Regions from separate parts of the Mus musculus genome. Here regions 1 and 3 are each linked to region 2. A link is a contact called in ENCODE Hi-C or POLR2A ChIA-PET data. All regions are on one chromosome and are shown on one strand. The core of a region is the stretch at or near the end of the contact, and the rest is flanking DNA. Distances in the headings are between cores, read along the strand shown.

Evidence for each region. A loop is a pair of places that touch in the nucleus more often than their neighbours do. ChIA-PET counts read pairs that join two places held with the same protein, here RNA polymerase II (POLR2A).
Region 1: POLR2A ChIA-PET joins it to region 2 with 81 read pairs in Patski. The contact joins the promoter of Mtmr11 here to the promoter of Bola1 in region 2. POLR2A ChIA-PET finds 5 or more read pairs at or near these places in 3 of 5 experiments (Patski and embryonic stem cell).
Region 3: POLR2A ChIA-PET joins it to region 2 with 48 read pairs in Patski. The contact joins the promoter of H2ac18 here to the promoter of Bola1 in region 2. A Hi-C loop is called at or near these places in 1 of 37 maps with a recorded cell type or tissue (heart). POLR2A ChIA-PET finds 5 or more read pairs at or near these places in 5 of 5 experiments (Patski and embryonic stem cell).

What each region holds. Positions count from the first base shown.
Region 1 is chr3:96,160,677-96,163,376 of GRCm38, forward strand. It overlaps Mtmr11 (myotubularin related protein 11), which reads left to right and starts at 1,294. Exons shown (of 17, transcript NM_181409.3): 1 at 1,294-1,582; 2 at 1,953-2,043; 3 at 2,416-2,537. The coding sequence starts at 1,517. It overlaps Otud7b (OTU domain containing 7B), which reads left to right. Exons shown (of 12, transcript NM_001025614.1): 12 at 1-453.
Region 2 is chr3:96,196,134-96,198,849 of GRCm38, forward strand. Bola1 (bolA-like 1 (E. coli)) reads right to left here and starts at 1,453. Exons shown (of 2, transcript NM_026975.2): 1 at 1,417-1,453; 2 at 455-1,146. The coding sequence starts at 1,143. The coding sequence ends at 730.
Region 3 is chr3:96,243,967-96,246,863 of GRCm38, forward strand. H2ac18 (H2A clustered histone 18) reads left to right here and starts at 1,531. Exons shown (of 1, transcript NM_013549.2): 1 at 1,531-2,086. The coding sequence starts at 1,615. The coding sequence ends at 2,007. H3c14 (H3 clustered histone 14) reads left to right here and starts at 2,719. Exons shown (of 1, transcript NM_178216.3): 1 at 2,719-2,897.

The DNA of each region.
Region 1 (2,700 bases), core at 44-2,543, 36 kb before region 2:
CTTCTCTCCGTCCTGACCATTCCCTCTATATTCTGCTGTTCCCATACCTCAAGATATTAAAGAACAGAATGAGGCTTTCGGAGGAAAGTGGTGGGGAGAAGAAAAGTAGGTCATGGGATTTTGGCACACCTGTTCCTAAGCTGTTCCTTACTACATACTTTATTCCAGAAGCATTGAGGTGTGTGGTGGGGTGGTGGTGACCAGCAGTCTTTAGGACTTCTACAATCAGGCGTCTAGACCAGCTTGCTAGCAAGTACATACCTGTTTGTTCCAGTCTCTGCTCATGCTAGTTCACTATTTCCACAGTTGCAGCCAACAAAGAGAACTTTGGAAGCTGAGGCTGGAAGGATGTGTGCTGTGGGGAAGGGAGTGTTGAATGTCACGGCCCCCACCTAAGGATTGCTGCCTCTGTACAGACTCAAAAACAATAAAACAGCAGCTCATTAACACCTATTTTGTATTTCATTTCCTGTCTTCTCCGTGTTGAAACATGCTGCCCTCAAGCTGCCCTCCTTAGCATCTCTGTTCAGTGCCCTACAGCCCCATCTTTGCTTTTTAAATTCAGCAGGGAAGGAGGGGGAAATGTGATCCTGGAGCTGAAAAGAGTTTTCCAGTCCTTAGCTTTCAAAGTCCAGAACATGAATCATTCATTAGGAGATCTGGTGACTGGGTTGGAGGGGCGGAGTCATGTACCTGGGGCTGGGCTTTCCATAGGAATAGGTGGCTGCGGGAGTGGGGAGGTGCGCTCGCCGGGCGCAAAGGCTGGTTTAGATATACCACGATCTTTTTCTGGGTTTTCTAGCTCCCGCCCCACTGCCGAGATTTGCACACCAAAATACCTGTGCTGTGTCTGCATCCCAGACACACCAATTTCCGTCCACTCCATTCTGCCCCTGGGCCTGTCACGCTCTCCAGAAAAGGACACAAGGTTCAGTTCCCTTTATGTCCCCTTCTCAACCCGTTAGGTTGTCAGAGGAGGCTGAAAATGAACAAAATCACAAAACCCATGAATAAACGAAACCAAAATAACTGAGTTTCCTAGTGTTTCATCTCTCATTGAAAAAGTATAGAGAGCTAGCCCAAAATGTTTTCATTTAACTACTGCTCCCCTCGTCACACCCACTAATATTCACGAACAGAAAGAGACTAAAATGTGGATGTGGGTTAAGGGAATCTGGGTATCCCCAGTTCCCCCATTCCTCCCATCTTTCTTAAGCTCCTCCATTTCCTTTCTACTTTGAAAAAAAAAATTGCGTATTCTCCTTTAAGGGGCTGGGCATCTTGCCTGTTCTCTTAGAGTCACCGAAGTTTCCAAAGAGCCTCCCCTGTCTGGGCAGGACACACCTTTCAAATAAGACCCCTGGAACTGTGCTCCTGGTATCCGAAATGCCGCTACCGCTGCGTCCTCCCCAGCCTCTTTCTCCCCACCTCTAGGATTTAGCCTCTCCCCAAAAAGAGCCAGCATCTTTGAGGACTCCCACCCTTAGCTGCTCTACTCCCGGATGGAGCCAGGGAAATGTGGTGGGGGGGCCGGGGCCAGAGTTTCAACATTGCCCCCCAGAAGGAGGAGCCAGAGATGGGGGTAAGGAAAAGGAATGGGAGGGTAGCTAACAAGAGAGTGTGAATGGGATGCTGTGGAAATTAAAGGGGAAGGAAAGGATTCAGAGGAGGAGGGTGTATCTGTTTTATCAACTGTTATGGAGCTCGTCTGCCTTTTTCAGTCTCGAGTTGTCTCATTATCCATTAACCAGCCCCTCCTTGTCTTGTCTGCCAGCCGCAGTCAGTGATCTCAATTTCCCTGAGAGGAGAGGAGAGCAGAGCAGAGAAGGGGGGGGGGGGGGGGGGGAAGAACCCGAACAAATGAACTCAATGCGGGTCTCCAAAGGCAGCTACTGGAGAAATCCCAGATTCTGAGTTTAGGGGGTCCCAGATTAACTCTCTCCCCTGCTCAGCTCTCTGGACCGAAGTCTAACCCAGGGAACAGGATGCCGGAGCCCAGCAGTCATCAGCTTGGCAGCTGCCTGGCCTCTGGTTGTCTCCCAGGTAATAAAATGACCTCTCTAGATTCCTTTAAAAGTCTTCCTACCCCATCCTTTTTTGTTTTCACCAAAGATACTCCCTATTCCTTTCCTCGAAGTGTTTCTGAGACTCATTCTCCTGCCTCCTTCCTCAGAGCTTGTGGAAGGCCTGGACATTGTTCATTCTGCTTTCTCACCCCGGCTACCACTTTTCTTATTAACTATCCAAAGACCAGTGAGTGTATATGTGCCACGTTCTATGCAGGGTTTTAGAAGTTAAAAAAAAAAGTCTATTCTTTTCCTTCAATTTTACATCTAAGGATAGACGAGTAGCCACATAGAAGTGTGGGGCAGCATTGGGGATAGTTAGACCTTTGCTTCTCTTTCTCCCTTTTAGGGGAGCATATCCTAGCATGGGCACCAGGACGAAGGAAAGGGCCAGGACTAGACCTGCCTGGAACTCTGATCTGCACTAACTTTAGGGTAACCTTCCAGCCTTGTGGATGGCAGCGAAAGCAGGTGAGGTGATTAGTGTAATAGAAAAGCTTGGTGCGGTGTCCCAGCAGTTGGGGGGTGGGGCGTTGAGATGGAAGACCATGAGAGTTCCAGGCTAACCTAGGCTACATAGCAATGCTCTGTTTTTCTTGTGAATGTATCAGTAAATGGTAGAATTATTTCTATG
Region 2 (2,716 bases), core at 203-2,702:
ACGGATTGTTGTGAGCCACCATATGATTGCTGGGAACTGAACTCAGGACTTTCGGAAGAGCAGTCAGTACTCTTAACCACTGAGCCATCTCCATTCCCCAAACCTAGCCAATGTTTATTTCGGTTCTTTTCCTGCTTCAAATGCAGGAATTCCCTCTTTTCCGGGTTAATTTTGGTATCCTTGCAAAACCCAGATAGTTCACTTCCTCACAAATCCCTTCTCTAGCCTACAGGTAATTTTCTTCTCATAAGAACGTCTGTAGGGACCTAACAGCTGTGTAAACCTGATGGCCTCTCTGAGTTCAATTCCAGAACCATGCAACTGGGGGAGGAGTAACTCCGAAAATTACTCTCTGACACCCAAGTGCGCAGTGGTGTTATGCAACCTCCCCCAGCCCCCATATGCACTAATGATGTGTAGCTCCAATTTAACAGGTATTAAGAGCACCGTTTGACCTCATGCACCAGCTTCTCTTTTATTATCATGGCCCTTTCCGATTCATCAGGACCTTTCTCTAGTCTAGCCCAGGCAAGGGCAAGAGGGAGGGAGTGGCTGCTCTCTCCCTGGGCTAGCTTAGCTTTCACCAGAGGTGTCTTTGCCTCTGCATGGTGTTCATTAGCAGAAAAGGCAGAGCTCCTGGTCCGTACAAATCAAGGAATAAGGTAGTAGTGATGTAGTAGTTTATTCTCAGTCGACCCATTCGGATCGTTCTCCCAATCCAGGTATTTATTAAGAGGTCCCTCGAGTTTTCTTGCTCCCACCTAGGCAGGGGGGACTAATGTCCAACTGTGGGTTTTCTCTCCACTGGGCGGGGGTCTTCGCCTGGATGGCCAGGGCATGTACCGGTCCAGCCAGCTCCTCCGACAGTGCCTCGTGGACCAACCGGTGCCGTTGCAAGGGGCTCATCCCCTCGAAACGAGAGCTCACCACCGCCACGCGAAAATGCGTCTCGCTGCCTGCTGGGACTGCGTGGCCACCGCTCTCGTTGCGCAGCTCCAGTACCTCGGGGCTCAGGGCTTGCTCCAATTTGGCGCGAATAGCGGCTTCCACTGGTCCTGCAGCCGCAGATCCCGCGCTGCCCCGCGATACACACGAGCGCGTGGCCATGGAGACCATGCACTGGGCCGATCGCGCACTTAGCATTCGCTGCGGAGAAACGAAGGACACGGGACTGAGTCCACACACCCTGCCCACGCACCCCAGACAAGCACACCCTGGAACCGCCTCTACTCTGCGTGGCGGGTTAACGCGGCTTCTACGCCGGTAGCGGAGAGACAAAGGCGATTGAGCGGCCAGAGCGCTAGGCACTAAGGGCACTGGGAAAGCATGGCTGGGAGCTGAAAAATGGAAAATGTACAACTTGGTCCTTTTGGCTGAGTCAGAGCCCTATCGTCTCTCCGAACCCTAGGGTGGTACCTTTGTACTTGCTGCGCAGCCTGCTGTACCACCGCTTGATCTAACAACCGAATTTCCGGTCGGACCACGCAAACGCCGCGTCAGGAGGCTCGCTAGGAAACGCAGTCCGGTTGCGTCTGGCAGGCGTTACCCAGTACCCAGAGGTTTTATGGGAATTGTAGTCCCTGCTTCTCCCGACCGGTAAAATCCTGCAAAGTCGGGAAATTAGAGCAATAAAAACAAAAGTGTTTCCTGTAAATTTAAGATGGTTGCACCAGATTTGTAGCTTCTTGATCTATAACCCAAATAGCTTAAGTCATTTGTATGTAATTAATAAAAAAAGAAGTCTCATGTAGCCCAGGTTGGCCTTTACCACTCTAGAAATGTCCATTATTTCCTGATCCTCCTGCCTCTACCTCCTACCTGCTGGGATTACTGTCCTGGGTTATTGATAGAGTGCTTCCATAGCAAAAACAGATTCTTATGAGATTACAGCGGACCTTGCTCAATTCAGAGGGGAATGTCTGCTGGGACAGTTTTCTTCCCAAGATAATCTGTCCTGCCCCAAACAGAGAATTCCAGTGAGAAGGAAAATGAAGATCGTCACACAGTTCCCTAAGAGCTGCACTAACTTGCCTTGCCCCCGCGCGCTTCTGTGTAGGACCCCAGCTTTGTTCCTTTCGGAGATTCCTTTGTTCCTGAGAGAGATAGAATAAAGACAGCCCTGCTCTCAGAGTTTACAAAGCACTAGAGAAATAGTCATAATGTTCATTGTGATACCGTGTGTCAAGTGTGTGGTGGAAATACACACAGTTTACTGTAAGCATATTACCTACACGTGAGGACCAAAGAAATGACAAGAGACTTCTTAGAGCAGTGTAGGAGAAACAAGAAGACCACTTTCTCACCTCATTTGGTCAGGATGTGGTAACTGAATGAAATCAGCACATGACTGCAGTCTCCCCTCCCCTAGCCTGAAACCTGCTTGCTCAGGGGTGGAGCTTCCTGCTCATTCGTTCTGCCACGCCCACTGCTGGAACCTGCGGAGCCACACACGTGCACCTTTCTACTGGACCAGAGATTATTCCGCGGGAATCGGGTCCCCTCCCCCTTCCTTCATAACTAGTGTCGCAACAATAAAATTTGAGCCTTGATCAGAGTAACTGTCTTGGCTACATTCTTTTCTCTCGCCACCTAGCCCCTCTTCTCTTCCAGGTTTCCAAAATGCCTTTCCAGGCTAGAACCCAGGTTGTGGTCTGCTGGCCGGACACAACACATGACCACTCCAAGGAATGGCTGAGGCAGTTCCTACTCTGTGTGT
Region 3 (2,897 bases), core at 281-2,780, 48 kb after region 2:
GGTTTGAACCTGCAAGATTCGGGAAGATATCACTCTGACTCTCACTTGTACTCTAGGGAGTGGCCCTGACCTCGTGGGTAACGGCCCTCATTTGCTATGATGCAAGTGAAAGGTAAAACAGTAACTTCACTCTGCCTTTAGCCAAAGGAGACAGACATCAAGCGAAGACAGAGACACCACACTTACAGTCAGCTTTCAGCTAACCTATTTATGTTTTTCAGAAGAGCCTGCTTCTTTAGGGACAATGTTCCCGAAGCAGCTCAGTGTGGAGCCAAACCACTTCCATACCCTTGGGTAGATACTTGTTTAGGACGTTCCCTGGGAGTTAATTATACAAGAGTCTGGCTCAAGTGTATCTCTTTCTGTTTTTAGAAGCATGTGGTAACTTGGAGCAGAAATACCCAAGGTAGCCTGGGACCCAATCTGCAGGGATGAGAGAAGAGCATTGACACTATGGGAATAGCAATGTGACAGGGCCAAAGGAGAGGCAGAGCTGACTGAAGAGCAGCAAAGGCAGGTGGGAGACACTCAGGGAAACAGGGGGTGGGGGGAGTGAAACTAAGGCAAACAGAAAACAAGCAACAATGTCTGTGTGGCTAAACAATTCTGATTGAATTTCTGGTGTGGTGCTTAAGACCTCGTATATAACTAGGAAAGTACTGTGCCATTGACCTACATCCCAGAATATGCCAAACTACAATGAAATAACATACAAAGTGCCATTAAGACTTCAATCTTTAACAAGCTGTACGTAAATCCCTCTTAAATCTTGTGACCTGAAACAGGAAATTTAGTCACCGTATGTAAACTGAAAACTGCACTAAAAAATAACAAGATCCAAGTTAAGCAATTTCTGACCCAAAAGACAAGTTACTTCACAGACGCCTCCGATGCTGATACTTTAATAAATGGACTGCCTAATGCTTTCCTACATTCTGACAATATATTAACACTAATTTTATGTAACTCCCCTGCAAAGTCGAAAGATACCCCTACACTTAATACTCCTCATTCAAGGGCACATGTAACTTGAGTAGAAATGATTTCTAATGTCAATGGGAGGTAGAAGAGAAAAAAACAAAAAAACAAAAAACCCAGGAAGCAGCAGAGACACCGTGGGTGGTTTCATACAGGAAACAGGGTAAGGCTGCCTGGCTCTGCCGGGACGACTCGCCAGTTTGGGCACAAAGATGGAGCTGAGGAAAGAACTCACAGCCTGTGCCAGTCACCTACACCTGGTACACCATGCCCTGTGGCCAAGTTTACGCGTGCTACCGGCTCTATTCCTGTTAGCTTCCTCAGCAGGAGAAACAGCGAGCAGGCCCAGCCGCCCGGCGACCCGCGGAGTGTCGCAACGACGGCCGCACGCAAATGAAGCCACCGAGCACGCGCGTCGTGATTCGCGCGTTCCAGGGCGGCGCCGGGGCGAGGGAGCCGGTCTTATGTAAATGAGAGGCTTCTGTCCGCGCGCTCCTATTGGCCACGGCGTCAGGACGCGTGTGAGCCAATGAGAGCGTCGGGCGGACAATCGGGTCTGCGTCTATAAAAGAGTGAGGCGTCGGCGCCGGAGTACCGTTTCCTGGTTGTGGCCGTTCGTCTGTTTGCGCTTTCGTGATGTCCGGTCGTGGCAAGCAAGGAGGCAAGGCCCGCGCCAAGGCCAAGTCGCGGTCTTCCCGGGCCGGGCTACAGTTCCCGGTGGGGCGTGTGCACCGGCTGCTGCGCAAGGGCAACTACGCGGAGCGTGTGGGTGCCGGCGCGCCGGTATACATGGCGGCGGTGCTGGAGTACCTAACGGCCGAGATCCTGGAGCTGGCGGGCAACGCGGCCCGCGACAACAAGAAGACGCGCATCATCCCGCGCCACCTGCAGCTGGCCATCCGCAACGACGAGGAGCTCAACAAGCTGCTGGGCAAAGTGACGATCGCGCAGGGCGGCGTCCTGCCCAACATCCAGGCCGTGCTGCTGCCCAAGAAGACGGAGAGCCACCATAAGGCGAAGGGCAAGTGAGGCCACTGCTCGCGTCGGCCCGCGTCTCTGTGATATAACCCCCGCGAGCTCCTAAAAAGGCTCTTTTCAGAGCCACCCACTGAATCAGATAAAGAGTTGTGTCACGGTAGCCGGTCTTGGTGGCCTTTCCTGGCCCTGCCCCAAAAGTAAGAGTGTCGTGTCCTCTGCTTCCTTGCCCATCCTGCCCGTGGTTCCCCCTGGTAGTTTGTTGTCGCTCTTTGGTTCATGCCCTGCCTCGGCGGAGCGGATACGCGGTTCTCGCTGACCGTCCCAAGCATTTAGCCCCTATCTGCCCACACCCTTGTCCTACACAACACTGTCCCTCACTCAGCGTCCACCCGCCTGACCCTTCCCAGGACTAAGACTCAACTAGGACGTCTAGGCCAATCTAGACATAAGTCGCAGTCAGCCGCGCTCTCGTCCGGTCCTTGGGGAATGTCTAGGAGGAGGAGGTGTCCCGCGAGGACTGGACGCGGCCGGCTCTAGGGATCATGGGGGACTGGGGCTGGGACTGTGGCTGTGGCTGGGCGGTGCTGCACAAACACTAGATTAGTTCTGCCCTGGGACTTTGGGCGGCGGGCGGGGGCGCGCGAGCTCCTCTTGGGCAGAGCCGGGACCCGCCCTCTACGGGCAGCTGCCAGACGTGGCTCCACCCTCGCAGAACGTTGGCAAGTGGACCGGGCGCGGGGCTGGACGTGGGGGGCGGGGGGGGGCGGGTCAGGTGGCGTGGCGGGCCCGAGCCAATGGGCGAGGTCGGGGCCGGTGACGCCACGGCCAATGGCGCGGCAGCGCGGGAGTTTCAAGTCGCTGTCTCCGCCCCGCCGCGGGGAAGACTGCGCCTATAAAGGCGGCCGGCTCGGGCCGGTATCAGGTCCCCGAGTGCTCCTCGT